Regions from separate parts of the Homo sapiens genome. Here region 2 is linked to region 1. The links are chromatin loops, found by intact Hi-C in ENCODE. Cell type or tissue: GM12878. All regions are shown on one strand. Links, peaks and the distances in the headings refer to the core of each region. The heading gives the core; the rest is flanking DNA.

What was found. Peaks named below come from ENCODE experiments on the same cell type or tissue, not always from the same donor. Only the 100,000 strongest peaks of a DNase experiment are listed, where the experiment ranks them.
Region 2: it touches region 1 in a loop (4-fold over the local background); 14 of 110 quality-filtered maps call a loop at or near these places.

Annotation. Positions count from the first base shown.
Region 1 is chr7:107,723,836-107,726,757 of GRCh38, reverse strand. No RefSeq gene overlaps it. Among named protein-coding and RNA genes, the nearest start is that of CBLL1, 19 kb to the left of the region's middle. In GM12878, for the core only: a CTCF peak has its summit at 1,439 (motif pointing right); a DNase peak (open chromatin) is centred at 1,437.
Region 2 is chr7:106,945,893-106,948,814 of GRCh38, reverse strand. No RefSeq gene overlaps it. Among named protein-coding and RNA genes, the nearest start is that of PIK3CG, 82 kb to the right of the region's middle. In GM12878, for the core only: a CTCF peak has its summit at 1,390 (motif pointing left); a DNase peak (open chromatin) is centred at 1,406.

The DNA of each region.
Region 1 (2,922 bases), core at 110-2,609:
ATGGAGTGTATCCTCCCCCAATTTCATGTGGATGCTGTAACCCTCAGTGATGGTATTTGGGTATGGGGCCTTTGGGAGGTAATTAGCATTAGATGAGGTCATGAAGATTGGGCCCTCATGATGGGATTAGTTTCCTTATAGGAAGAAACACCAGAGAGCTTGCATGTGCCTGCCCCGAGGAAAGGTCTTGTGAGCCACACTGCAAGAAGGCTGCTGTCTGCAAGCCAAGGAGGGAGGTCTCACCAAAACCCAGTCATGCCAGCACCCTGATCTGACTTCCAGCCTCCAGAACTATGAGAAAATAAATTTCTGCTATTTCCACCACCCAGTCTATGGCATTTTGTTATGGCAGCCCAAGCTGACTAATATACCTGGGAATGACCTAATTTCCCTGAGTTGCACAGAAGATCCTTTACAGTACCATGAAAATAAAATATACTAGAAAGAGAAAAGATTGGTACTTAATTGCAGTGAATCTCTCACTGAGAGGCTAGAGAATAATATACTCTTTCTTTGTTAGGAATAAACACTCCAGATTGTTGGAACAGAGTGTGAGCTCTCTATCTAATTTGCTATATGGGGAGGAGAGTGTCAGTCTTCACCTAACTTTAGCTATTCTATTTATTGTTACTGTTTGCTTATCTCCTGCAATAAGAGGCAATACAAATGATAGCCTAGTTCTCCTTAACCTAAAGGAATTCAGAATGAATCTTGTCTGCCCAGTGTCCAATTCAGGACATTTATTTGGCCCTTTATTAATGCCCCAGGGAACAATCTACCTGCTTCCTTGGACCCTGTTAACATTTAAATCTTTTTCAGCTATCTCTAGGGTGTTAAACCACACCATCAACATTCACTTATCAAAAGAAATTGTACTGATTTCTTTAATTGTAGAATTGACTCAGTGTTTTAGAATAGTAGTTAAAGGATTTGGGCTCTGGAATTTAACTCAGCAGTTTACTTCCCGAGTGGCCTTCCTTAGGCAATTCACTTAACCTTTCTTTTTCTCAATTTCCATTATCTGTAAAATGAGGATACCTGTTCCCACCTGTAGTGTTTTTGTGGAAATTACATTAGCCAGTGAGGCCAGGTGTGGTGGCTCACACCTGTAATCCCAATGCTTTGGGATGCTGTGGTGGGACAATTGCTGGAGCCCAGGAGTTTGACGCTGCAGTGAACTGTGATTGTGCCACTGCACTCTTGCCTGGGCAACAGAGCAAGATCCTGACCCTAAAAATAATAATAAGTAAGTAAATAAAAAATAAATTAGCCAAAGAATTTAAATAACTAGCATCACAACTTTCACAATGCCTAACAAATAATAAGCACTTAATGACTGTGAGTCATCTTCGTCTTTGTCTTCATCATCCTCAAATTTGACAGGTAGATAAAAATCCTAGACAGAAACCGTTTTAGGAGATGGTGTCCACTAGGTGGCACCAGTCACAGGTAAATAAAGTCTCCCACATACGTTTCACCAAAAGTTTGGAAGTCATGAAGAGATGTAAAATATTTTGCATTATTGCAATGGCAATAATGCAATATATAGAGAGAGATATATAAATATATTGTGGCCCCAAAACTAGATATTTCCTCCCAAATAATTACCTAATGGATGTCTTACAAGCAAACATGTTCTGATTTGTGATTCCCAGGCCCCAGGAGATTCTGATGCAGGGATCAGCAGACGAACTTTGAGAAACTCTCGTTTTCTGTAGCTGGGTATGATGGTACGATACTAAACCTCACCATCTCAGGAGTGTAATTAGGGTCAGGTTTGGCTAACAACTGGAGCTTTTGTTTTGCAGAAATATATTCCTCCTACTTATGTTGTAGCAGGGTGTGATTTGGAGAAGAACCCTGTTGAAGGTCAGAGATTTTGTACCTAACATTCTGTGGAAGGAAACTCTTTGTGGGCAGTAGGGAGGGGAGTAGACAGCTGACACAGGGACAAGAACTTGGTTGGAAGAGCAAGAGTTCAAATAAGGTTTTTAGGCAGTTTTTCTACATGACAAGTAAATATCCACAATCCTTTTGTAATTGGATGTTTTTCTGATATCTGAGAAACTCTTAGTAAAGCAAGAACAAAATGGGCTAGACATTTGAGTTATAATACTTTTCAACTTTTCTGTCTTGACTCCTTTCTGTTATCCCTAAGCCTTCAAGCAAAATCTTATTAAACATATCCTAGTTATGTTTAAGGGAGGTAAGGCTGTGTCCATCTTTGAGATGTATTATTATACCAGTTGAAACTGAGTTATAGAATTAAGGTGACAAACTTTTAAACATGTGAATGCACTCATTAATAAAGAAATTGAATAAAAGCCTGGAATTCCTACATAGGATGGACTGTTTTGTCATTTGGGTATCAAAGGGCAAGGTGATCCCAGAAGACTGGCCATGGTAATACTCTAAATCGGCTGAAGACCTAGGGGCTGGAGATGGATCCCAGACGGGGAGAAGTTGACAGAAAAAAAGCATAAAAGGGTAAAAGTGAAGAGGAGATGTAAGCAAATTGGAACATAATTAAATTGGGTAGAAGTTGAAAAGAGCATTTTGGGAAGTCGATCTGTCCTGGCCTTTCTGTCTTAGAAAGAAATAAAAGAGAGGCCTGTGGCAGAACCATTCCTTCAACTTCCTGACCCCCAACTCCCATCCCATCCTAAATTCCTTTCATCCCAGAGAAAGGGGAGTATTCATCCTATACAAGTTAGATCCCCTCTTGTCTTTTGTCCACACACCATCAGTTATCTATTCCCTCTTGTACATTTTCAATTCTTCTTTCATTACTAGTTCTACTCTTTAAGTATGTATGTGTGTGGGAGGATCCCTTGAGCACCAGGAGTTTGAGACCAGCCTGGGCAATATAGCAAGAACCTCTCTCTATAAAACAAATAATACAAAAATTAGCCCGGCATAGTG
Region 2 (2,922 bases), core at 309-2,808, 780 kb after region 1:
TGTATTGTGATGATCTAGAAGAATAGAATATGGTGGTGGAGGCAGAAGTGGTATTGGAGTCTAAGATTTCCAAGATGGAGCAATTCTGAGGAGTAATTAAACTCAAGGTGTGGTCATGAGACTCAAGGTACTGTGAGCCTAAGGTGGCTTATGCATGGAGATTTAAAGTCCTCCAGGTGGAAGAAGTGACCCAATTGGCCGAGTTTATGTTGAATGTGTAGTGAGGTCAGAGATGAGAATGACAATGAGCGACTAAAGGAAGTATTAATAGTTTGGAAGCGGAAACAGGAGAATTCTGCAACCTTCCTTGCAATACACACAAACAGAGCTTGAAAATACAGAACAGCTCTTACCCTAGTCCCAGAGGACTGCAGAAAAGTGGTGTCACAGGGACTGCAGAGCTTCTCTCTTATGCAAGGAGAGTAGAGAGCAGGGAATTTATTCGAACAGGTTGAGAATAATAAAGAAGTTTGTTACCACCAAATGAGGAATCCAGATGATAATAAGAATGAAGGAGGAAAATTGGATTTTGGGAGCAGAATAGGGAAGGGGACAGATGATAACTGTGTTCAAGGATGATGGAGGTGTTACTGGAATTCTGATGACAGTTAAGTTTATGCTGGTGCTCAAGCTTGGTCATTACCCATGAGTGGTGGCCTTTGCTTTTCTTTGGCTTTCCACAGGACAAAAGTGAAAACAACTGGGCTGCAAGAAACTTTGGGATATTTGTTTTCTCTCAAGAAAGTAATTTTGACTGTAACATAAGAAGCCACTCTGATAGGAATATCCTCCAAAAGTATTGAATTAAGTGTTAACCTGACATTTTAACACCATAAACATTTTAAACATTAGTTCTTAGTTTTTGCCTTTGCCATACTCTACATCTGAGGTCAGATACAAATGTGCTTCTGTGAAATAGTTTTCTGAAAAGTTTTTATGAATTATAACTTATATATATACATAATGTACTTTTTTCTAAAAAGATACATACAGTGGGTTCAAGACAAGGAGGAAGAATTATATCAGTGTGAAAATAGAAGCTATTTGGTCTAAGTTGGAAAACCAGCAAAGAACATTATTTCTTGCTAAAGGATTAGGAAAGACTTAAAATAGTTATCTAAATTGTCAATTCAGGAACATTTTTGTGCAATATACAAAGGGTTCATTAGCCTACTCACAATGATTTTTGACATTGCCTTTTCTTTTTGTCATCCAGACCTACTCTGATATCTTCAGGTAAAGAGATGTAAAAAAGTTCTTTGGAGAAAATCTCAATTCTCTCACAACAGATAAGAAGATACTCTCCAGAGAAAGACAGCTGAGGGTTCTTGAGCTAATGACTAAAACCCCTAAGGCCACTTCTAGTTGGTTAATTCTGACCCCTGGGGGTTGGTTTCTGCAAACGCATCTACTTCAACACTAAGGCAGGACATGCATGACTATAAACTGGCTGGCCCTGCTTTTAAAAAAGAACCTTCACTGAACTGAAGCAAGAATGTGGAGCCATTCATTACCAAATTGAAGAGAAAAAGTGGTATTAAGAGGCACTTAAATGCAAAAGTGAACTCATTTAAAAAATAAAACAAAACAAAGGACTTCATAATGTACTGGCAATAATAATTACCCAGAAAAGGATGCATTATTTACAAAATCATAAAATGTCATTGTTTGTCAATTTTCTTCATAAAGACAAAAACTGGTAAATCACAGTACTTCTGTTTTTTTCTTTCTATCTTTCTTTTTTTTTTTTTGAGACGGATTCTCGCTCTGTTGTCGAAGCTGGAGTGCAATGGTATGATCTTAGCTCACTGCGACTTCTGCCTCCCAGGTTCAAGTGATTCTCCTGCGTCAGCCTCTGGAGTAGCTGGGATTACAGGCCCTTGCCACCATGCCCAGCTAATTTTTGTATTCTTAGTAAAGATGTGGTTTCACCAGGTTGGCCAGGCTGGTCTAGAACTCCTGACCTCAGGTGATCCACCTGCCTTGGCCTCCCAAAGTGCTGGGATTATAGGTGTGAGCCACTGCACCCGGCCCTACAGTACCTCTTTCATTAAAGCATCAAATATGTGCCAGGTATGTGCAAATGTACTGTTACATGGCCCATGTAACAGGAGAGAGTAGGATGGTGCCATTTAGCTCTGGGGAAGCTTATATTGGTAATAGATGGAATTAGTAAAGGTAGGAATCTTAACTTATAATTTTATTTTAAAAAGGCACAATAAGTATGAGAATGAAAAAAGATTCAGCATATGAGACTAAGGCTGCAAGGAATTCAGTATTTTTCTCATTTGTCCTAATACCTCATGGTAGAGAATAGGCCCTCGGGGAGCTAAATCTTTAGGTTTGTGAAAGACTGAGAGTTGAATTGCTGCTAATGCCAAGTCCCCAAAATAAAATAAGAAACTAGTTAGCTGAAATTCCTGAAGGTCTTTAATATCACCACAAAATACAGATCATGTGAAAGAGAGATTTTGCTCAAGAGCATCTTCTAAAAATCCTCAAAGAATACTTTCCCCATTATTTCTACTATTCAGCCATTGATTGATAGAACTGGCTGTAGCATAGAACTGTTTCTATGCAGTGGCATTTGATGAGTAGGGTCTCATTTGTGCAAATAGGGTAGAGGTAGGGAAACTTTCTAGTCCTAATACAACTGTGGCCAAGTGGAAGGCTTTGAGTATTTCTACTAGAAAATGTTGTTTCCTGGTTTGACCCCAGAAATTAAATGGTGGGCAACCCAGTAGATCTTAATCAAAACTGTGAGGCAAAATTTGTCCTTGGTCCATTCATCAACACTCTTTCAAGCTTTTTTTTTTTTTTGAGCACGTAGGCCAGGCATGATGGCTCACGTCTGTAATCCCAGCACTTTGGGAGGCTGAGGTGGGTGGATCACTTGAGCTTAGGAGTTCAAGATCAGCCTGG